Regions from separate parts of the Mus musculus genome. Here regions 2 and 3 are each linked to region 1. A link is a loop called in an ENCODE intact Hi-C map of the cell type or tissue named here. Cell type or tissue: heart. All regions are shown on one strand.

Region 1 (8,000 bases):
TTCCCACAACAAACAATAGTGAATTTTTTTTCTGTAATTAACAAACTCCAGAGACTTGAAACTATATTTTTTATACACATTCCAATTTAAAAACAAAACATTGGAGAAAGATATTCTTCTGTCCTCCTTGCTCTATTGATGTTACCAATTTTAGAAATATATATTATTGTTACCTATTTATATATGTAATGGGAAAGGAGGTAGAATAATGCTTTCACAAATAGTGAAGTCAGTTTTGTTGTTGTTTTGTGATAGGGTTTTTCTTAAACTCTCCATCTTCCTCTGCCTCCCAAGCACTGGGAGTAAAGGTGTTGCCACTACTCAGTGTGGGAAGTAGTTTCTTTCTAGCCCCAAGAATTGTCTACTTTTATTTTTTATTTTTTATTTTTTTTTTTTTTTTGGTTTTTCGAGACAGGGTTTCTCTGTGTAGCCCTGGCTGTCCTGGAACTCACTTTGTAGACCAGGCTGGCCTCGAACTCAGAAATCCGCCTGCCTTTGCCTCCCGAGTGCTGGGATTAAAGGCATGCGCCACCATGCCCTGCAGGAGGTAGTTTCTAATCCAAATGTAACAGTCACATAACAGTCGTATAATTTAGTGCAGTCTCTGCTGAGTACTTGCAGTAACAGTGGGAAGGCCAGCACAGACCCATATGGCCTGGAAGTGCTCTGGGAATTGTTTTGCTGGATCTCAGCTGGAAAAAATAAGGTGCTGTATTGGTTGGAAAGATGGCTCAGTGGTTCAGAGTCCTTACTGGTCTTCCAGAAGACCCAGTTTCAGTTCTCTTGCACCTACATTGGGCAGCTCACAATTGCTTGTAATTCCAGCTTCATGAGATCCAATGCCCTGTTTGTCCTCCTTGGGCACCCAAACATAAACATAACATGCACGTACATACATACGTACATACATACATATGGCAAAGGTTTAGTACAAAACTACATGAAGCAAAGCCTTCAGAACATCTGTCTGGTTGATCTGGTTGGAAATTTGATAGGGGTTCAAGCTTGTTCAGCCTCTGTAATACCAGCACTTGGGAGGCTGAGGCAGGAGAATTGAGAGTATAAGGCTGTTCTGTGAGAGAACTGTATTGAAAGTTCTGATTGTCCTTGGTGTTATTGTCCTTCCTTTCACACGAGTACACATAAGGTAGCAATCCTAAACCAAATAGTCTTAGAATTCTTTTGATTCCTCTTTCTGTGTGAGCCAGCTGTGGAAGCCATGGTTGGGTATAGGGGGGAACATTTGTAATTTCTTCATCTTGTTCATCAAAGAGGCCTCTCTGAATTTCATCTGCCTGAAACATAAAGCACATTGCCATTTTAAAATACGATATGTATCTGAGTATAAGTTTTGAGTTGACTGTTTATTTTCCACCTGTTTTTTGTTACTCTCCCCTCCCCCCTTTTTTTTTCTTCCCAAATTGGCTTTCTCCTTTTGCATAGGGTCTGGATGCAGACAGTCTCAGAGTTGAACCTCTGGGTGAAGACAATTCAGGTGCACTCTACTGGTACTTCTATGGGACACGAATGTACAAAGAAGACCCAGTACAAGGAAGGTCCAATGGAGAACTCTCCTTGTGCAGGTACTGTCTCTAATGTCGGGGCTGTGATAACTGCTCTGTTAAAAATGCTATGAAAGTTAGTATATCAGAACCATACAGCACTTTTTTTTTTCAATGACATAATTAATTGTATTGGCATGCCTGAAATACAATAGCAAAGAGTTTTTTACTAAAAATACAAAGGAATTACTCTATAGCCTCTGCCACAAGACTGGTGAAAAATACTATGATTGGAACATGGAGAAATTCCAGATAAGAACCTTTTCAGTTCCACAGACTATTGAATACAGTAGCTTTGAGTACTTTTTCCTGTTAGGATTATTAATCTGCCTCAACGGTCCATAATCCCATGGCAGAATCTTAGTATGATGCAAAGTAAGGCCTTCAAAGTGCCTCGTACATAAGCGGTGGCCTCCTTCCTGTGGCCTCGTGAGCGAGTGATGCTCTGGCTTTATTGCGACTTCCTTACTGTTATGAACACCATTTGTTGCTAGGAAGGTGTTAGGTTGTTTTTAATAAATGTCAGTTTTCTCTGATTCCACATAAATTCTTATGGAAGAGAAGTCACTCTATTCCCCGTTTCTTCTATTTTGCATAATCCATTTTTATATCCTTATGGCAGAAAACACTGTAATTACTAATAGCAGAAATGATATTAGTTGTTAGTACTATGCCAGAACATTTCTATTTAATGATACTGTTTCTTAGGGAAAGTGAAAGGCAAAAAAATGTCTCAAATGTTCCTGGAAAAACAGGCAAAAGAAGAGGAAGGCCTCCAAAGCGAAAAAAGCTACAGGAGGAGATTATATCCAGGTAAGAAATCTCATTGCTCCATTTTCATAGACTCTCTCATACTAGAAGGTACCTTAGTTTCCCCTCATCTTTATTATTTTTACTTGTGCATAGAGAGGACATAGGTCATAGCTTACAGAGACCTGAGTCAGAGTCCACATGAAATTATCAAGCAGCCCTGTTTGTATGACCTCTATCTATCAGGTTATCTGCTTGAGCCTCTTACTTTATTTGGATGATAGTTGTTCATTTGGTGAGTATTAAACTGCACAGGACAGTACATGGCAATACAAGAAGATGAAGGCTGTGCTTGACCCATAGTATTTGATAAACATTCCTTTTAGTGTATATTTCAAAATGTGTTATACCACTAGAAAATGGGGTAAATTTGTTCTGGGGTTACTTGTGAGCTATGGATATAGTGAATTGATAGAATATACAAGGATTTGGGTTACAGATTTAGGTGGGGTATTTGTTTTTGGTTTTTTGGTTTTGTTTTGTTTTAAACGTCAGTGTCTATCTCTATTGCCCTGGCTATCCTGGTACTTGTTCTGTTGACCAGGCTGGCCTTGAAGCACCTACCTCTGTCTCCTTAGTACTGGGATTAAAGGTGTATGCCATCACCATCTGGCTTAGTTCTTCCACTGTAGTAAAGAAGGTGCTTGAACATGTACATTCACAATGACAAAATATATATAAAATATTTTATATGTCATTACTTTTTAGGGAGGTCTACTATTTTTGTGTGAGTATGAGGTTGCGTGGACATGTGGAGGTCAGAACTTGATGTTGGTGTCCTCCTTGATCATGGTTGTCTTTCCTAACACTTCGATTACATGTGCACCACCGTGCCTGGGTACCTGGCCATCTTAGCGTTTCTCTTGTCGTGATGAAACAACATAACCAAAAAGCAAATTGGGGAGAGAAGGGTTCATTTGGCTTACACTTTGATGCCACAGTTCATTGAAGGAAGTCAGGACAGAACCTCAAACAGTGCAGGAACCTGAAGGCAGGAGCTGATGCAGATGCCATAGAGGCATGCTGCTTACTGCCTTGCTTCACGTGGCTTGACCAGCTGTTTTCTTTCTTTTTAAAAAAAAAAAAGTAGCCGGGGGTGCGTGGTGGCACGTGCCTTTAATCCCAGCACTCAGGAGGCAGAGGCAGGCGGATTTCTGAGTTCGAGGCCAACCTGGTCTACAAAATGAGTTCCAGGACAGCCAGGGCTACACCGAAAAACCAAAAAAAAAAAAAAAAAAGTTTATCTGCTTATTCTTTTGTACATATTTAGTGTTTGTCTTTTATGTATGTCTGTGTGAGGGAGTTGTATCCACTGGACCTTGAGTTACAGACAGTTGTGAGCTATCCTATGTGGGTGCTGGGAACTGACCCCAGGTTCTCTGGAGCTCCCCAGCCTACATTCTTTCTTTCTTTTTCTTTCTTTTTTTCTGCCCCCCCACCCCACACACACACAGCTCATCATCCCATTTCTCCTCCACCCTGTCTCCAACAAAATGCCTCCACCCGCACCTCACCGCCACCTCCACCCTTCTGCCAGGCCTCCCCACCCCCTAGGGCCTCAAGTCTCTCCAGCTAGGTTAGGCACATCATCTCTCATTGAGGCCAGACCAGGCAGTCCTCTGCTGTATATGTATATATAACTGCCTCGGATCAGCTAATTATTCCTGTCAAAAAGAACTGCAGGGACAAAAATGGAGGAGAGACTGAGGGAAAGGAGGTCCTTTGAGGGGCAAAGGCAGGAGGATCCTAAGTTCCAGACTAGCCTGAACTACATAGCAAGGTTGTAATAACAAGAAGGTGGTAATGGGAAGAATTCTTAGAAATCACATGGCTAGGCTAGTATGTAAGATCTGTTAAATTTAAGATTACAACTGCCTGGTCCTTCTTCCTTTTGGAAAGTGTCTGTACTCACTTGTGATCTATATATTGAGCATTTGTTTAAGGATTTCCTGAGAAGTCCACACATTCTTCTATAGTCAGAAATCTGTTTTATACCTATCTTAATGTTGGGGATATAGAACCATTGTACCATTGTATTGGTACACATGGGCTTATACTACCCTCTACTGGCAAGTGACAGTCTTGAGCAGAGGCAGTTCAGTTTCATAGTCCATCTTCCTAAGGGTGTAACTGTAAGCTTCCTTTCTAGTGTAGCCCAGAACCACAGCGAGAGAGCACCAGAATCGCAACTGTCATTTCCCTTTTCATTGTGGTGCTACCATAACCTTGATACTTGGCTCTCAGCACTCCCGTTCTCTGCAGCAAGCCCACCATCCATTCTAGTTTTATTTCTCTTTAGAATTATTCTTCCTAACTTTGAACTCTGACAGACTCCAGTCCTAGCCACCATTATGTTTACTGGATCCACACCTGCAAGAAAGACAAACAATTTGGGCATGTGAGTGTTTTAATTATTTTCTCTTTTTTCTTGTTTTTCAGTGAAAAGCAGGAAGAAAACTCCTTGACATCTGACCTACAGACAAGAAATGGTAATGATATTTGTTGCTGTCTCTCAGCATGATTCATACATATATTACAGTCATACATTGTATTAGGATGATTCCAACTGCCTCCAGCTTGTTGCTCCCTGTTTCATCCTTTCCCCTGCCATCCATCTCAGACACTTAAGATGAGAACTAGTTCTGTTCTGTCACCTGCCACAGTATATGCCACAGACATTTGCGTAGACAAGCAGTTAGGGACCTGGAAAGGATTGAATGCATGCATGTTTGTATATACATACACACATAAATGCATTATTAGATTTTAGTTTTTTGAGTCAAGGTTTCTCTGTGTGTAGCCCTGGCTTTCTTCGAACTGACTCTATAGACCAGCTTGACACCTGCCTTTGCCTTCCAAGTGCTGCGATTAAAGGAATATGCCACACCTCACCTTGATTAGATCTTAATTCTGTATCCAAAAGTTTTAAATTTGGAAGGAAATAGCCAATTTGTACACAATCTCAGTTTCAAAACCATTTTTCTAGAAAAATAATATATTTTTAACCATTTCTAGAATGTTAAATTTTTCTTTAAATCACAATAAGAGGGGTTTTGTTGTTGTTTTGGGTTTTTCCTTGTTTGTTTTTGCTAGGCATTTGTCTGGTTACAAACAATGATAATAATAGGAAAACTAAAAGTATAATAATCACAGCACTTTGAGGCAGAGGTAGGCAAGTTTAAGGCCAGTCTAGTCTATAATGAGACCCCACCCCCCCAAAAAAAAAGTATATATTATTTTCTAGACACTGGGTGAAGTGCTTGTAATCCCAATGCTTTTGGGGCTGAGGCAGGAGGTTTACTTAGTCTCTGGAGTTCAACACTTTCATAGGCAACATATTGAGGTCCTATTCTATGAAAGAAAAGAGCGTGCTATCAGACTTGAGAAGATTAGCAGCTCCTTTTTTATGATTCCTCTGTTTGAGTCATGACCCAGGGTAATAGGAACAAAAGTCTAGTGTAGGCTCTATTTTAGTGAATCCATCCATTTTCTGTAGGATCCCGAGGGCCAGGCCAAGGTACTTGGTGGCTCCTGTGTCAAACAGAAGAAGAATGGAGACAGGTCACTGAGAGCTTCCGAGAGCGGACCTCTCTCCGAGAGCGGCAACTCTACAAGCTCCTTAGCGAGGACTTCCTGCCTGAAATTTGCAACATGATTGCCCAGAAGGTAGGTCCTGCCTACTGCTCAGGCCCATGCTGTTCCTTCCTGATAGGACTGGGTGTTAATGTAGGAGCTGTGTGGACCTGCTTTCCCTATCCTGGTGTCATTTATGATGTTTCTAAGTCCATGGCTAATGCCTGCAGTCTTTACAATGGCTTTTTGCAAACTGGAACCAGCTTTCTTGTTTTCCTATTACTTTTACTAGAAAACTTGGCCCAAGTTTGCTCTCTCCCACACTCCAAGAAAAATGATCGTTTTAGGAATTAACCTATTTCGCCCTCACAATGTCAGCCTTTGAACATTTGTCCCTATAGACCTGTGAAAGTTCCTCACCTGACTACACCTGAGCTGTTTTGTAGTTTCTCTGACCTGAGTGTAAACTTTACGAACTATATTTCAGTCTACATACACCCTATACATGACATTTTCAAGTAAATAACTTTGTGCCCCCCTTTTCATGTTTTGGATGTTATTCAAAATTGTGGCTCGGGGGTTAGAAGTGCATGCATGTTGCTTTTGCAGAGAACCCAAATTCAATTCAGTTCCCAGCACCCATGTTTGGTGACTCAAAACTATTTGTAGTTCGAGCTCTAGGCTCATACTGAACTCTGTGAGTACTTACACTCATGTGCACTCTATCTTTGTCTGTGTCAATCCCCCCACACATACACACACATTTTGTTAAGCCCCACTTAGAGCTCCATCTGATGACACTGGAGTCTTGGCGTTCAATGATTTATTCCTTAGTATTTTTATTTATTTATAATATACAATGGTAATACCCCTCTTCTAGGTCATCCTCTTATGTTTCTGTCTTTTTGTATTGTTTTTTGTTTTTTATGGCCCACTGCATAAAACTTCCTTCATTGGGTAGAGATTTATGTAACTGAGCAACAGCAGTTTATCACTGTCTTTACCCCTGATGATTATGACTCTTCTTCTATCAACCATTTGCTGCCTATAGCTCTTCAAGTAGGGACTGATAAATCCAGTGACACGGATTGGAGAAAACAGGCATACCTGCCCTCCTGCCACACCCCCTCCCCTGCCCCAGCTATCAGTTGCAAATAGCTTCTTAGTTAGAAGTGGGACTGTCCACATAATGGCTCACAACCATCTGTACAGCTACAATGTACTCATATATACGTAAAAAAAAAAAAAAGAGAGAGAAGTGGGACTTTTCCTCCGGGCTTAGACTTTGTTGATTCCTGTGTCTGCTTGTTTGTACTAGCATGTGAGAGCTACCTCCACACCAAATAAAAAATACATTGTAATCCATCAAGTCAAGGCTAAATTTTGACTATAATGTTAATATTGCTATTTTCGATATAACAGCAACAAATTTGTTTTTGCAAAACTAGAGATTGGCTCTAGGGCCTTAAGTGTGCCAGGCAAGTGCTCTCCTCACTGAGCTGAATCTAAAGCCTCTACCAAAAAAAAGAAAAAAAAGAATGTAAACTGCAAACGTGTAGAATGTTTGTGGAAAACTATTGTGTGAATGTGATTAAAATGTATGTTAAGTAAGATTTCCTGCAGGTGCTGGATGACTGGATTCGTCATCAGAACCTTCTGCCATCCTTTCTAGAGAACACATTCCCACCCACCAAATTGTTTGCAACCTATCCTGGTGTCTGATGTGTTCCAAATTTGAAAAATCACTGAAGATAGATAAACTCATTTATCAGGAATTTTATCAGTAGTCTTAGAGTTCTACCTAAAACATACTATTTTCAAATTCTTATATATGAAGAACTATCTATTCTTAGAGGAAAACCTAAATTTACACCCGAAGGAGTTGAAAATCATTACAGTCTGAGCCAGTTCCCACCATAAACATATTTTTCTCCAAAGCAAAATTGAATCTGTGTAAAAACTATGACAAACCTAGTGTGCTGGGCTCTATCTGTAATTCCAGCATTGGGAATCCGAGGCAGAAAGACTGTTGAGAGTTGGAAGCCAACCTGAACC
Region 2 (8,000 bases), 70 kb before region 1:
GAGGACATCTTTTGAGTTTGAGGCCAGCTTGATCTTAAATAGTGAGTTAAAGATTGCTGGGAAAACACAGTGAGCCTCTGTAGGTTAGGAAGGGGTGGTGTGTGTGATGGCGGTGCTTAAAGAGATGATGTATTGCTTAGGAGCGAGAGCTGCTTGCCCAGAGGACCCGGGTTTGAGTCCCAACACCTACACAGTGATTCACAACCATCTGTAACTCCAGTTCCAGGGATCCAACACCTTTTCCTGGCTCCCAGAAAAACTAAGCACACACATACAGAATACAGAAGATTACAGTAAACACCCATACACATAGAGTAACTTTTAAAAATTAGGCTGGGTATGGTGGCCCACCTCTTTAATTTTAGTACTTGACAGATAGAAGAATCTCACTGTTTAGAATAGGCTGGTCCTTAATCCATGTAGCTCAGGCTACCCTCAAACTTGTGGCCATCCTTCTGGTTCATTCTCCTGAGCACTGAGATTACATGCATCCATTCACCATACCATAGCATGCCTATGGAGGTCACAGACATCTTGCTGAAGTCAGTTCTCTCCTGCTAGACAGAACTTGGGTCATCAGACTTGGTGACAAGCACCTTTATCCTCTCAGCCATCTTGTGGCCCTATTTTGTTTTTGAAACAGAATCTGTGGGCTGGAGAGATGACAGAGCAGCTAAGAGCACTGACTGCTCTTGCCGAGGTCCTGAGTTCAAGTCCTAGCAACTACCTCTCTGGTGTGTCTGAAGAGAGCGACAGTGTACTTGCATAAAACAAATAAATCTTAAAAAAAAAAAAGAAAGAAAAGAAAAGGAAACAGATTCTCATGTAATCTAAACTAGTCTTTGGTTTTGTGTAGTGGAGGCTAGACTTAAACTTGTGATTCTTGGGCCTCTACCTCCCGAGTGCTTTTTTTTCTTTCTTTTTTTTTTAAATTAAAAAAAAATTTTTTTTTCTCTTTTGGTGTTTTGGAGACAGGGTTTCTCTGTATAGCTCTGGCTGCCCTAGAACTCACTCTGTACTCTGTAGACCAGGCTGGCCTTGAACTCAGAAATCTGCCACCTCTGCCTCCCAAGTGCTGGGATTAAAGGCGTGTGCCACCACTGCCCGGCATGCTTTTGTTTTCTATGTGTGTGGGTGTGCATGTGTGCCAAGATGGTGTTTGATTCTCTTTCTTCTACCAAGTGGGGTCAGGGGCTCAAACTCAAGTTGTCAGGACTAATTTCCCCTTTAATGGAAAATACCCAGGGAGAAGAGGTTATGAAATGGAAGCTGTAGAGAGAATAAAAGAATTATTTCCAGGTAGCCTCAGCATCACTGGAGGTTAAAGGCACTGCTCAAGAGTAGAAAAGAACAAGAGTGAGACATGGTATAGGGAAGACTTAGCTAACTCTGGTGATCTGAGAGAGAATGGGCTAGGTTGGAACAAATCAAGAGCAAAAGGAACAATCCAAACAGGTGACAATTGTTTTAAGAATTCCCATACTTGCATTCCCACAGGGGTCCTTATTCTAGATTCCAAGTTAGTCCAGGAGACAGGTCTGAAGCAGGTAGGCATAGGGAAAGGCAAAACTAGTGTTCGGAGCCGAGTCAAGGATCCAGGGCTGCCAAGTCCAGGAAGTGGCTGTTCAACAGTAGCCAGTCTAATCCAATGGTCGGACCTAAGAACCGTCGGACCAGAGCCAGACTGAAACAGAGTTGCATATTGGTAATAGTCAATGGCTGGTGTCACACTAACCCATATGGGACATTCAAGCAGACACAGGCCTCTGAGGCAAATCCATTCAGAGGAAGGAGGTCCCGATCATCTTGACCCCCTTTAAGGGGCAGAAGTACAGCACTTCCAGGCTCCCAACACCTTTCATTTCCAGGACTTTTGGCAGCATGAGAATAAGCAGAGGGAGAAGTTACAATGGGGGTGAGTAGTGGGTATAACGAGCACTCAATATCACAGTGATTAAGAAGGAGCCAAATCTCTCTTATCTTTCTGCTTTCTGGTATTGTTAATTATTATTAGGCTATAGTAATGACAACTGAGATGCCAGCTAAGAAGGTTAGATAATGATAAAAGATAAAGATGGAAGTGAGTGATAGGAGGATCAGGGAGACCAGGGAGGAAGGATCAAACAAACAGTCAGAACATAATGGCTTTGACACAAGTATGTTAAGAAACGCCACAGCACCCAGAGTGTCTGTAACCCCAGCACCCAGCAAGTGCAGGAAGGATTGGTTCAAGGTGCAGAGAGCTTGTTGCTCCCTAGTCTGGGCTTCATGCAACCCTTTTCAAAGGAAAATGGTGTGATACATGAAGAGCACAGCAGTTCAGGGCAAGTCAAACATGGAGGCTCCAGCCTGGGCTACAGACTCACAAAAAAGTTCCACGGAGCCCTCCTGTATCCCTCCACCCCCATTCATGAGGTATCTACAGAGTAGCTGCGTTTTGAAAACATTCAAAAACAAACTTTAAAAATAAAAATGGGATAGATAGCGTGTAGGGGTTGCTAACTCTCACCTACAGGGCAGTGTGAGGGAAGATGAAGTATCTTAAGGTTAGTTGGCTCACAAAAGGCACACTTGGATATATAACTTAAGGATTTTAGTGTTTTTAAGTGCTGCCTTACAAAGACACAAGAGGTTAGTTATTAAAGTAATTAGAATAGGTGAGGGAGGAGGAACGAGCCAGGCCTCCCACTTACACATCTATCTCACAAACTCGCTCCCTATTATTCTTTCCAGGGTTGTACCTATCTAAACAGCCGAATTTGAGTGCACCTAAGGGGCGGTGTTTCTGGCGAGGTGGACTAAAGAAGCAGCCAGGACTCTTAGAGTAGAACTGCTCAAGCGCAAATGACCAATACAAATAGGCGCTACTACAACGTAGTTTTTCCAAACTTCTGGGCTATTTCGGGGGTGATTTTTTCCCCTTCCGGTTTAGACAGAATTCCACCGTCCTAAATAGCAGTTAACTTTTCTAAAGTCCGAGCACCTTCCTCTCGGAGCGTATTCCCGCAGCCCGGGCAGGTCTCCACCCCCACCCGGACACACGTCCTTAGTCTCCAGGCTCTTCCCCATCCCCCAGCCTCCCAGCCACATTGTGAGCACTCGCGCCCGCAGCAGCCGCGCTCCGCTCCGGCGAGGGCAGTCAGAGGGCTCAAAGCCAGTCTCCTCCAGGGCGGCTGCACGTGTCCGTTCCCTGGGGTGGGGGAAATTGCTCTTCCCGCTAGGCTGCTGATTGGTGCCTCCCCCCTACTCCACCCTTCCCGCCACACTCTACCCCTCCATCCTACTCGGTTCCAGCCGAACCAGCCCCACCACCTTCTTCCCTTGGAGAAGCGAGGCACTTTAGCGCTCCCTTAAGTCCCGTTCTCAGATAGGCTAATAATAGTAATAATAATAAAAATAAAAAAGCGCTAAAGAACAGGTGGAAAGCGCGTCGTTTCCCCGGGCCTCCGGTTTCCAGCGTGGACGTCCCACTCGCTCTGTCCCGCGCCACCCTCCACAGCAGTAATAACTGAAATCCCACACGTGCGCACTCCCGGAGCGAGTCCCCAGCAAGAGCACCACCCCGCGGGCCCTTTAAAAGGACTCGACCACTGAGGCCACGTGGGGGTGGGAGAGACCCTTATTGTCTTCCGTCACCAAAGTCGCCGAACTCCCCGGCCCCAAACACCTGCACGGCAGAGCGCGGCTCCCACCCGCCCGGCCGCCCGCGGGCTGCGCGCGGGCCCCTCCGCGTCACGGGCGGCCCCTCCCCGGGCGCGGCTCGCCCGCTCCCCCTCCCCCGCCCTCGGTGCAGCTGTCCGCGCAGGGGTGGGGGCGGGGTTGTTGTTGTGGTGCGCGCCGGCCCCGCCCCCTCCTCGTGGGCGGCCCCTCCTCCCAGGTTTCTGCCGGGCCCCCTCCCCACCCCCAGCCCCATCTGTTTTCCTCAGCGCTGAGTGGATTATATTGTATGGGATTGGGGGCGGCCGCACGGCCGCGGCGGGACGGGGCGAGCGCGCGGCCCCCGCCGGCTGCCCGAGCAGCGGCCGCTTGAGCGAGTCGGACCGCCGCCCCCCGCCCGGCCGCGCCTCCGCTTGAGCTCACGCCGAGCGGCGGGAGCCGCCGCGCGCTGAGTGAGAGGCGCTGCCGGCGGCCGGAGTCCGAGCGAGCGAGCGAGAGCGAGTGAGCGAGCGCGGCGGGGAGATGTGCCCGGAGGAAGGCGGCGCGGCCGGGCTGGGCGAGCTCCGCTCCTGGTGGGAAGTCCCGGCCATCGCGCACTTCTGCTCGCTCTTTCGCACGGCGTTCCGCCTGCCCGACTTCGAGATCGAGGTGAGTAGCCGGCGCTGCGCCCTTTCTCCGCGCTTCTCTGCGGGGAGTCGCGGGCCGCCGACTTGGCGCGGAGTGCGGGCGGCGAGGGGGCTCGGCGGCGGGCACGAGGCTGGCGGCCGGCACGGGCTCCCCGTGGCCCCGCGCGCTCTCGCCGGCGGGGGTCGAGCCTGCTTTTGTCGGCGCGGGACCCCGGGGCTCTCCCGGGACTTCTCGGCCGGTCTGAGGGCGAGAGTGCGCGCGCGCTCCCCGCTGGAGCCTCGGAGGCGGCGAGCAGCTGCTCAGGCGGGGACCGGGACGCGATGCGGGCTCACGCGCCGGGGGCCACAGCGGCGGGGCGGGAGCGGCCTCGGGCAGGGGCGGCGTTGCTCGGGAGACGCTCGCCCGGGTCGCACTTGGCGGACTTGCGGAGGCCCGTAACTCTCGGGCGCTTCGAGTCAACTTCGGGCGGGCGCAGATGGGGCCTGGGCTTGGGGCGTTCTCCTTGTGGGACCGCCCGTCGCTCACCGTCGCTCGGGACGCCGAGACTGTGGAGGGAAAGTTTGGGCCCCCCTCCCTTTTAAAACAGCTCCTCTACGGAGGAAGGCGCAGCCGTCCGTATTCCGGGAGCTCTCTCTCTGAGTTGATTTCGCCACCATTATTCCCCCGGGCGAGCGAGGAGGAAAGGAATGGCTTTCTGGCCAGGCCGAAGGTGCTTTCAAGACCCGAGGCTTTGTGATAACTGGACTAAAATCCGAGGGTCCTAATGACAAGGACGGTGGCGGGAGTGTGGGAAACGGAATGTATAAGATGGTCCGAAGCAGCATCCTGGCATTTATTTTTGGAAGGAATTGTGAAATACTGATTGGTTGGCAGGTTGAGTTGCTTTTTTTCCTGTCTGTAGGGACTTAATCACCCTTTTTTTTTTTTTTTTTCTTCCTTGGGACAAAGGTACAAGAAACTGTTGTTGGTCAGTTACTGTTTTCAGTTTTGTGACTGCCTTTACAATGGAAGTAATCAAAATTAAAGTAATTTATTTGGGAAGTCTGACCGTTGTGGTTGCCTCTTCACCCCCCCCCCCCCCGAATCTTGATTTTAATTTGTTGACTCTTGAGGTCTTCGCACACCTTTATTTTTTAAAGTCCGTTGTGTTTGCAGAAATATCACTTGCTTCTATGAATGAAGCGTGGGAATTTCCTCGTGTTGCAAAGTTAACGAAATTGGAAATCTAAACCGATTACAAGGGGTGTAGGTTAGGAAGGTGAAGAGGAATGTGGACTGAAGTTGGGGCCATTCGATGGCTTTTGGAGGGACTTTAAAACAAAGTGAAAAGGTTGGTAGGATTTTCCAGGTCGTGGGCTTCTCCAGGCTTTAGGAAAATGAAACTTGGCAATTAAACGCAACTCAAAGCGTTTATTTACAAAGTTTGAACAGGAGTGTAAGGACCATTTTTGTGATGAAATTTTGTAATGAAATCGGACTACAAAGATTAACGATTTGAGGAATCTTAAAGGGGAAGAGATGATGATTAATGATTCTGATGTCCTGTGTTTCCTTTTAGTTAGTTTGAAATCTTGAGTAGTCTAATTAAATCCTGCTGTTCAAAATGGCTGCAGTGTGTGTGTGTGTGTGTATGTGTGTGTGTGTTGGTGCTTGTGACAATTGCTGTCTTGGGTGCTGATAAACCTGTCCCAACCCATTTTCTTTCAAGAGGAAATAAATTGATGTGCGGATTACAAATTGAGTACATTTGAAAACGCCACTGTTGGAGAAATGGCACTTTCCCAAGTCCTTGTATTCCCATTTTGTTGATAAAAAGGTAGAGGAAACTCATTTTGTCTTAATTATACTCAACATATTTAAAGTTAACCTCTAATTTCTATCTTTAAATAGTAAACTTGAGGTTCTCAGTGTTTGTTGGCCTAATTCCTCTCGGAAATGTAAGCTGTTACTGTCCTTTACATGGTGAATAATCAGGTCTACTTGACATGGTGTCTCTTAATTCTAGTGGTTAAGAAAAAATTATGCTGTGTGGGTGTACATGTGTCAGGGAGTGCTTGTGGAGGTCAGAGGACAGTTTGAGGGAATTCATTTGGTGGTGAGAGCCCCAGGAGTCAAGCTTGGGTGGTCAGGCTTGGTACTAGTTTCCTTCACAGGGAGCCATCTCTCCTATGTGTTTCTTGGAAGATGCACTTTGTTCCTTAAAGTGTGTGTTACTTGAAACAACATTCAGCACATTACTATCCTGATTCCAACATGTACATACCTTAAATACTACCAGCCATTTCTCCCTTTCCCTATGGAGATGATCAATAAATGTGGAACATGATAGTGGTTTTCCCCTTCTGTATTTCCTGTATTTTATTTAGGGTTTTGATTAGTTACTGAAAGATGAAATATATCTAAAATTCTCATTCTCTTAAGAAATTTGACTTTGATCCATCAACAATGCAGAGTTCCCCAAAGATGCTAACAGTAAATTTGTTTTTGTTTTTTCTTTGGTGATTTGAAAAACATCAACTAGTTTATGGGTTAGGTCTTACAGAACAGTGTTAGTTTAGACCTTGTCTTTTTGTTTGTTTGTTTGTTTGTTTTTCGAGACAGGGTTTCTCTGTGTAGCCTTGGCTGTCCTGGAACTCACTCTGTAGACCAGGCTGGCCTCGAACTCAGAAATCTGCCTGCCTCTGCCTCCCAAGTGCTGGGATTAAAGGCGTTCGCCACCACTGCCCGGCTGACCTTGTCTTAAAGTAAAAATATACCAGTAAGGAGCTGAATGTACCTGCTAGACACATGGAAAGTCCTAATTACACTGGAAAAGCTAGAAATGAAGAATACTGATTACCAAATAGTTAAAACCAGACATCATTCCTTTAGGACACCAGTTTTCAGTTGTGGGAAAGATCTCATTTTACTCCTCTTTCCCAGGCTGAATCTTTGGATTTATAGAACATTGACAAAGCAGGAATCCTTAAGGATTTGTTTTTATCCCAAGCAAAATCTCTCAGGTGAAAGGCTCTAAGATTCTTGATGCTGTTCTGTAAGAGGTCAAGACCTCCCACTTAAGGTCCCTAAAGTGGTGATGTTTTTATTTTTGTATGTAAAAATATTTTTGCGCTCTGTTAATTAACCTTAAACTGATCATTTCTTCAGAAGAGTCAACATACTTGACTCTGTGGTGTATGTGGCGCTGGGGATTGAATTCTGTGTTCACACTTGCCAGGCAGGCACTGCATCACTGAACAGTCTTTTCCAGCCCTGAGACTACTTCTACCAGACAGAGTCTCATTATGTAGCTCTGGCTGGCCTGGAACTAACAATGTAGACCAGGCTGGCCTCCAACTCCTGGAGATCCTTCTGTCTCCTGAGTGCTGAGATCAGAGGTGTGTGCCACCATGCCCTACTTTTTTGCTTTTCATTTTAAGATAAGCTTGAACACTCATGAATTGCTGCCCTTAAATAAAGGTTCTAAAATAATCAGAACAAAAACCTGAGGGTACAATAATAATGTTTTCAGTGGCTCCAGATTCTTAGTTTATGATAGGGTTGTAGCTCAGTTGCCATAATTTCCTTCCCTGGTTTTCAAAACAAGACATGAATAGTATATAAAGCTTAATTTTTAGCAAAATACAGCTAAAATAATTAAAATAACTCAGTCATTGGGAAGCTGGTAACTCTAAAATTGTATCCTGACACTTGAGTAAAAATCTTCTGTTAACATA
Region 3 (8,000 bases), 160 kb before region 1:
CACCACCACCCGGCCTTTTTTTTTTTTTTTAAGAGATAGGTTATCTCTGTGTAGCCCTGGCTGTCCTGAAACTCCCTCTGTAGACCAGGCTGGTCTTGAACTCAGTGATCCACTTGCCTCAGCCTTCCAAGTGCTGGGATTAAAGATGTGTACTGACCAGTGCCATGCTATCCTCCTTCCTAACCCCCACCCCTCCTCTTTTTCTTGATCTTACTATTCTTGCCTCAGAAACTTCCTATCTAGATTTTTTTCAACAACAGAGTCAAAAGATTTCTAAGAAGACTTTTAATCCGTTGCTAGTACAGGATTACCAACCCCCAGCTATGGAACCAGAGGCCTGTGACACCTATATACCCTGGTGGCAAAGATCAAGCTTGTCCCAAAAGGACTTTGATGCTCCCATTAGGCAAGAACCAGTCTAAAGATAATGTTGCCTCCTTCCCTGGTCACTGACTGTTTTAGTAAACAAAAAAGGGAGGAATGTTGGATATTCACATCAACCCAGTTGGCAGAAGGGCTTTCCCTGAGGCTCCTACAGATCCCTTGTAAACCTGCTCCCAGAGACCTCCAGGTCCTGACTACTTTGACTCACTGAGGTACACCAAGCTTCCACCAGCAAGGCCCTGTTCCCTTGGGAACTCCAAAGGCCAGGCCCCACCTACCAGACCTAATGGCCATAATGGCAGTTCCTACCCCAAGGTTGCACACAATCATAAACACACTACTTTACTGTTTACATTGTCTTCATCTTTTCTAAGAACAACACTTTGTAGTCTAGGCCATGACTTCAGGGGGAACAGACTCAGTTGCTTAGGCTCCTCATTCGTCCCCACAAAGAAGTGTGTTTCTTGGGCTGGAGAGATGACTCAGTGGTTCAGAGCACTGGCTGCTCTTCCAGAGGTCCTGAGTTCAATTCCCAGCACCCAGAAGCTCTGATGCTCTCTTCTGACATGACATGCAGGTTTACATGCAGCAGAGCATTCATATGTATAACTTACATAAAAGAAGGAGAAGGAGAAGAAGAAGAAGAGGAGGAGGAGGAGGAGGAGAAAAAGGAGAAGGAGAAGAAGGAGAAAAAGGAGGAGGAAGGAGAAGGAAGAAGAAGAAGGAGAAGGAGAAGGAGAAGGAGAAGGAGAAGGAGAAGGAGAAGGAGAAGGAGAAGAAGAAGAAGAAGAAGAAGAAGAAGAAGAAGAAGAAGAAGAAGAAGAAGAAGAAGAAGACTGTTTCTCTTAGTGGGGCAGCTCCAGCTGACTCCTGTGCCCTTCTCTTTGGCATTGGGTGTGGTCGGATCGTTTCTCTTGGCACACTTCAGGATGTTGTTTTAGAGTGGTCCATATGCTCAATCTGCACACTAATTCTCTCGGCAAGCATCTTGCCCTTCACTTGCTTGCATGCAAGGATGCCCACAGCATGCTGGGTGATGTCATAGTAACATTTACAAGACATTCCTTTTTGAACAGTGCCTGCTACCTTGATGCTTACAGAAAAAGTGACTTCCTGTAGATTCACAGACACCTGGCCAAAGGAACAACTCCACTTCCTAACTTTCCTGGAGATCTTGGGGGGTGGGGGTGGGGGGATATGTTTCTCTTCTTTTTCCTTTGTAGTATGTGTGTGTGTGTGTGTGAGAGAGAGAGAGAGAGAGAGAGAGAGAGAGAGAGAGAGAGAATGAGAGAGAGAGAGAGAGAGAGAGAATTTTGATAACTTGCTTGAAGATGGCTGCCATTGGTGATGACAGTGGTAGGTGGTGATGATGGTATTGATGATGGTTGGGTGGTAGTGGAGGTGGCAGTGGTTGTAGTGAGATCGGGACTGGAGAGATGGCTTAGCAGTTAAGAACACTGATTGCTTTTCCAGAGGTTTGGAGTTTAATTCCCAGCACCTACAAGGGTGGGTAACAGCCATCCTTAACACCAGGATAAAGTGCCCTCTCCTGGCTTCTAAGGGCACTTCACACACACACACACACACACACACACACACACACATGGCACACAGACATACATTACATACAGGCAAAAAGGATATAAATATAAAGTAAAATAAGCATTTTAAAAATAAAAATTATTTAGGAGCGAACAGTAACAGTATTGTGAAGATGAAAGATAAAATCCCACTTTCAGAGACAGATTTGAATGAGGAAAAAGCCTCCTGTTGGTAGTTTATTCAGAGCCTGGTATAGTGGCACACTAGGCTTGAATCTGAGTCCTTGGGTTCTACCAAAACTACTTGACAATTACCCATATCTAAGAATGAAGTTTTTTTGGGTTGTTTGTTTGTTTTTAGGGGCAGGCTGGGGTGGTGTGTGACTGCGATCCCACCTTTTGGTAGGATGAGTCAGACTGCCCACAAATTTGGGACCAGCCTGGTCTACATATCAAATCTAGTGCCAGCCTGTGGTACTTGAGACCTTGTCTCAACAAACAAAATGACAAGGGCTGGGGATAGCTCAAGAGTAGAGCATTTATCTGGCATGAGCCAGGCTGTGGGTTCCATCCCCAGCACTGCAAACCAAGCTGGCCGGTCAATTGACTGGGTGCCAGCTGAAGCTCTGATCTCTCATAAGTGAAGACTAGAGAATTTGCTTGGTGTAGAAGGAAGGTGGAGGTGCTGTCACTGACCAGACGACAATAGGGTGGCCGAAAGCTGCGGGGGTTGAAGAACAGACAGTTAAACAGGCTAGCTGTGGGACCTGCTGCCACGAAGAGAGAACTTTCATTGGATTGCCTTGTGTCTGGAAAAGGAAATGGGCTAGAGACAAGGAAACTGGCATTCTAAAAGCCAGCGTATCTGTAAAGTGGGAAAGGGTGGGCTTAGAGGCACAATCCTGTTTCTTTACACGGGAGGATCCAGCCCTGGGAACATGGCTCCAAAACACCAAAGTTGTAAGAGCAGCGTTAGCCTCTGGGAGCTGCAAACTGCCCCTGTATCCCTGAGCTTCCACAGTCAGCCTATCCCAAAACCAAGGCCGTGGCTGTGCACATCCATAGGCTGAACAGGCTGAGCAAGCTTCCCTCCTGCCCTGCCCCCTCCGGACACAGGTGAGAGAGGTCAGAGGAGCAGTGCTCAGCAGCCCTTGGTACATGGGTGGCTTGTGGGGTGGTTTGTGTGTGTGTGTGTGTGTGTGAGCGCGCGCGAGCATGAGCTTGTATGTGTCTTTAAACTGGCAGCTTAAAAGAGCCCCACAGGCATCTGCATTTTCTACCCCATCCTAACCCCTAGGCCCAGTGCCAGGGGAGCAGACCCTTTGTCAGCGGAGCCATCCTGGCTTTGTGCTCCATGAGGAAGGCAGAAAGAGACCTTTGGCAATCCTCATGGGGAGGGGAGGGACTCGGGCACCAAAGTCTCCAAAAACGTTCTCATTTGAACAAACAAACAAGAACAAAGCTGGAGGAAGGGCCGCGGAGACAGCGAGTGAACTCTCAAACTACCGTAATTAAGGTGGACTCCCTCCCAAACGCTCCTGCGCTAAAGCCGCTGTGTTTATTAACCTGGTCAAAAGGCGGCAGGGCAAACTAAGCTGGAGCTTTGCCTCTGAACAATTTAGCATGCAAATGAGACAGAGGCACTGGGGTGTGAAGGGGACCCGTTAGTAACTCCGTTGGTCTTGGACTATATATGTACAGGAGAGGGGAAGTCCCTGCCTATGGACGGAGATGCTGGGACAAACCGGGCAGAAATTGGGGTGGTGACCTGTTTGCACCCAGATGGCATCCACTGGAACAGGCTGGGTTGCTACCGAGGCTAGGAGCTGGCAGACTTGCCCGCCCCACCCCCAGGGCCATGCCAATTAACGTATAAGACTGTGCCAGTGAGACCCAGGGATATTTACATTGCATTTGTGCCAGTGTCAGCCCAGGGGGTGACTACCCAGTGAAAACCTTTGCACTGTGCAAGAGGGCATTGCCAGGGTGTCTGCACGGCAGAAGTGAGCATATGGGCCGCAAGCAACCCTACAGACAGAGGAGGGAGTACAGCACCCACGTGGATCTCCCTCCGGCGGCTCTGCTTTGGTTTCGAGACCTGTAACTAAGGCAAAAGACCACTAGGGCTCCTAGTTGCACCGCTTTCCCTCCTCCCAGCTGCTCTGGTCTCAGTCTCTGGCGCTCAGGCTCAGAGATACAAAACAGCTGAGCAGATAAACAAGCCACCACCTGCTCTCTCCTCCCCAGTGACACCGCCCTCGTCCCCAAGTCCCACCCCTTCTTCCGTGCACTCTCTCCCTCCATTCCCCCCAGAAGCCTCACTCCCTGGTGGCATGGTGGCGGCAGCAGCTGCTGCAGTCTGCCTCTCTCCTGCTGGCACTTACTCCGCAACACGCCCCCCCCCCCAGCCCCTCCGCCGCCCCTGTGCCCCACCAATGGCAAATGAGGAACACGTGTCTGGAGCCCTGTGCGCTCTCTCTCTCTCTCTCTCTCTCTCTCTCTCTCTCTCTCTCTCTCTCTCTCTCTCTCTCTCTCTCTCTCTCCTCCCGAGGCCATTTCAAACAAAACGTTTGTGCTTCTGAAAGTCAGGCATGGATCTCTGGAGTCCCCAAGGAAAACAGGTTTATGGCATCCGCCAGCCCTGGAGCCAGTGTCTGGCCATTTGGCCCAGAGCCCTTTTGCTAGGGACAGGAAGAGTGAAAGGAAAGGGTTAATCTGTACAGAGGAGCCCTCAGGGGTCCAGTTCCATTCCAGACTGCAGGGGAAGTAGGCTCTGGGATAGAGGGCTCTGGAAAACACCCGGGAGAAAGTCAAGTCACCTCTTGTAATACTTGATAGTGCAGAAGAGAGGCATATATATGATGTGCTCTGACACATGTTACATATATCACATATATTATTGTGCTTGGTGTGTCCCTGTGACAACACACTTTGGGTTTGGTAGTCAGAAGCCCTAAGTTAGCTTAGGGCTTAATAGGTCCCCAGCGCCAATGGCAGGCATTAACAGAAGGTCCCATTAGTTGGGGACACAGGAGAGGAACTCCAGAGTGCCTCTTCCCAGGGAGCAAGTGTGTGCCCTAAGCTGCCTGGTGAGATACCCTAGAGGCTCTGAGCGCAATTCACAGCTTGAACCCTGCACTGCCAGCCACCTCAACTGTGAGAAGCTTAAGATGATAAAACTTGGTGCCCCCCACCCTGTTTTTCTGTCCTTACACCCTCACCCCCCTGGCACCCCCACTCCACCCTCCCACCTCCCAGGCCCCCAACACTCCCCGCGCTGTGCCTCTAGTTCCTCATAAATTTGTCTTTACAGTTTATGCAGAAGGGCTTGTGTTTGAAGGACCCAAGCCTGCCTTTCATTTGTTCGAACCTCCCATCCCTTTGTGCTGGAGGGCAAAGCTGGGCCTTGCACTGCATATGCGGAGCAAAGGCCCCGCCACTGAGCTTCACCCAGACTGTCATCAGGTATTTGAACGCACAATGCTGTTTGGTGTGGTAAGCAGCCAAGAGACCAACTTAGCACAGGGCTGGGCAGGACGACAGTCAAGGCTTTCTGGCCTTGAAGGAGAGACTTCAACTTCCTCAGACCCCCAGATTTAGTTTTCTCACTGGTAAACTGCAAAAGGGGGCCCTGACGAGAGCTCAGAGGTTAAAGGTGCTGGCCACCGTGCACACACACACACACACACACACACACAATTCATTGACTAGTTAACTAATTAATAGAAATTTTTTAAATAAAAAAGGACCTGCCTCATAATTTAGCTAGTCATTTATTTATTTATTTATTTTAAATTTTATTTATTTAATGTATGAGTGCTCTGCTGCACATACATCTGCCTGCCTGAAGAGGGCATCAGATCCCCCTATAGATGGTTGTCAAACACCATGTGGTTGCTGGACTTGAACTCCAGACCTCTGAAAGAGCAGTCAGAGCTCTCAACCACTGCTAAGCCATCTCACCAGCACTTATTTATTTTTAGACAGGGTTTTTCACTAGGCTGGCCTGGAACTCTCCTGCTAGTCCGTGCTAGCCTTGAACCCACAGAGATCCCCCGCTTTTGCCTCTGAGTGCTGGGATTGAAGATGTGAGCCCTGCTGTTTATTTTAACGTGTTGTGTAAGTGTTTTGCCTGCATGTAGGTCTGTGCTACACGCCTGTCTGGTGCCCGCTGAGGTCAGAGGAAGGAAGTAGCTCCTCTAGAACTGGAGTTACAATGGATGGTTGTGAGCCACCCTGTTGTATTAGGAACCAAACCTGGGTTCGCTGTAAGAACAGTATCCTTAACTGCTGAGCCATCTCTCCCCAGCCCCATAGATATACCTCATTTATAGATTACTGGTGGAATGCATGCTGGTGCTCATGACACTGTGGGTTCTGTCCCCACCACTGCAAAAACACAGTCACAAAGGTGCACAAAGGTATGTGAAAGCCAAAGCCAAAGCATCTTTTTACTGGACTTCCTCAATGTCCTACTTTCTTTCTTTTTTTTTTTATTCTGAGGACTAGGGGGGGGGGGTGTGGAGGGGGTGTGCAGGCGAGGGGCAGGGCTGGCGAGATTGGCTGCTCTTAAAGAGAACCTGAGTTCAATTAACAGACCTCACACAGCAGCTCACAACTGTCTGTAATTCCAGTTCCTGGGGATCCTATGCCCACCAGGTACACAAGGGGTGTACAGACAGACACACATACAGGCAAAACACCCAAACTCATGAAATGGGATATAAAAAAAAAAGTTAAAAAATTAAAAAGCAAAACTAGTACAATCCTTTTGGATATAAAATGTAAGCCCAGAAACAACTGAACCTAGGGGCTCACTATTTCTAAACACTCTAAACTCAACCACTGAGCTGTGGTCATCAGTCCTTTTTTTAAAAATCCTTTTTCATTTTTAAGGTAGGGTCTCACTCACCTGGGCTCGAGCCAGCCGTCCCAGGTTTCCTTACTAGCTGGAATTACAGGCCTGCCTTCTCCGGCAAGCTGAAGAACTTCTGCCCTTTTCAGGGGAGTGGGAACTGAGACTCTGCGGGGTGTCGCTGCAGAGGGGGAGGGTTGACACCCTCTAACACTTTTCTTCTAAACAAGGGGCAACACTTAATCCCAACACTTGGGAGGCAGAGGCAGGCAGATCTCTGAGTCCGATGCCAACTTGTTCTATAGAGTGAGCTCCAGGACAGCCAGGGCTACACAGAGAAACCCTGTTCCGAAAATTAAAAAAAAAAAAAAAAAAGATTCTTGAACTTCACACATGTTTAGCATAATGAGGCTCTGGGTTCCATGGGTACCATTGCCACATATAAATGCATAAGTAAATAAACATGTAAACAAACAAACATACACATAAGTAAAATGGATGGGGGCCAGGAGAGCCTTAGGTTTCTACAACTGTGAGAAAACATCATGACCAAAAGCAACTTGGGTTTAATCTCAGCTTATAACGTAGAGTGTATCATGAAGGGAAATCAAGGCAGGAACCTGGAGGCAGGAACCAATGCAGAGGCCATAAAAGAGTATTGCTTACTGGCTTGGTCCCCATGGCTTGCTCAGCCTGCTTTTGTGTATCACCCAGGACCACCCTACCCAGGGTGGCACGACATGGGTAGATCCATGGTACTAAGGGGCTGGATCCCACCACATCAGTCAAAAAAAAAACCAAACAACAACAAAAAAGCCAATAGACGTGGCTATAGGCCAGTCTTATGGAGGCATAGTCTCAACAGAGACTCTGTCTTCCAGAACGACTCTAGTTTAGGTCAAGTTGATAACAACAACAAATCAATCAGACACGAGGCCCATTGTTGAGCAGGTTGGCAGGACCCTAGAGGCTGGCATCAATCAACATATCCCTGCCACTAGAGGTTGCTGTCTTGGTGGAAGAGCTTCAGTTCTAGACTTTTCTGTCTCTTTGTAGAGGTGGAGTTTTTTGGGGGGGTTGTGGGTTTTTTGGGGGTTTTTTTTTGTTTTTTGGTTTTTTGGTTTTTTCGAGACAGGGTTTCTCTGTGTAGCCCTGGCTGTCCTGGAATTCACTTTGTAGACCAGGCTGGCCTCGAACTCAGAAATCTGCCTACCCCCAAG

The links. Peaks named below come from ENCODE experiments on the same cell type or tissue, not always from the same donor. Only the 100,000 strongest peaks of a DNase experiment are listed, where the experiment ranks them.
Region 2: a loop joins it to region 1, with 2.5 times the contacts of the local background. A loop is called at or near these places in 7 of 42 quality-filtered maps.
Region 3: it touches region 1 in a loop (4-fold over the local background); 6 of 42 quality-filtered maps call a loop at or near these places.

The regions. Positions count from the first base shown.
Region 1 is chr6:120,732,288-120,740,287 of GRCm38, forward strand. It overlaps Cecr2 (CECR2, histone acetyl-lysine reader), which reads left to right. Exons shown (of 19, transcript NM_001368706.1): 4 at 1,444-1,583; 5 at 2,271-2,375; 6 at 4,812-4,861; 7 at 5,869-6,038. Among named protein-coding and RNA genes, the nearest start is that of Slc25a18, 37 kb to the right of the region's middle. In heart, CTCF peaks have their summits at 4,432 (motif pointing left) and 4,635; no DNase peak of the experiment used is centred here.
Region 2 is chr6:120,662,403-120,670,402 of GRCm38, forward strand. It overlaps Cecr2 (CECR2, histone acetyl-lysine reader), which reads left to right and starts at 3,912. Exons shown (of 19, transcript NM_001368706.1): 1 at 3,912-4,305. The coding sequence starts at 4,180. In heart, a CTCF peak has its summit at 3,552; DNase peaks (open chromatin) are centred at 3,189, 3,699, 3,849 and 4,799; H3K4me3 peaks cover 3,767 bases; H3K27ac peaks cover 3,018 bases; H3K27me3 peaks cover 278 bases.
Region 3 is chr6:120,576,154-120,584,153 of GRCm38, forward strand. No RefSeq gene overlaps it. Among named protein-coding and RNA genes, the nearest start is that of 1700072O05Rik, 25 kb to the left of the region's middle. In heart, CTCF peaks have their summits at 4,053 and 5,769 (motif pointing right); a DNase peak (open chromatin) is centred at 4,058; H3K4me3 peaks cover 2,175 bases; H3K27ac peaks cover 2,215 bases; H3K27me3 peaks cover 759 bases.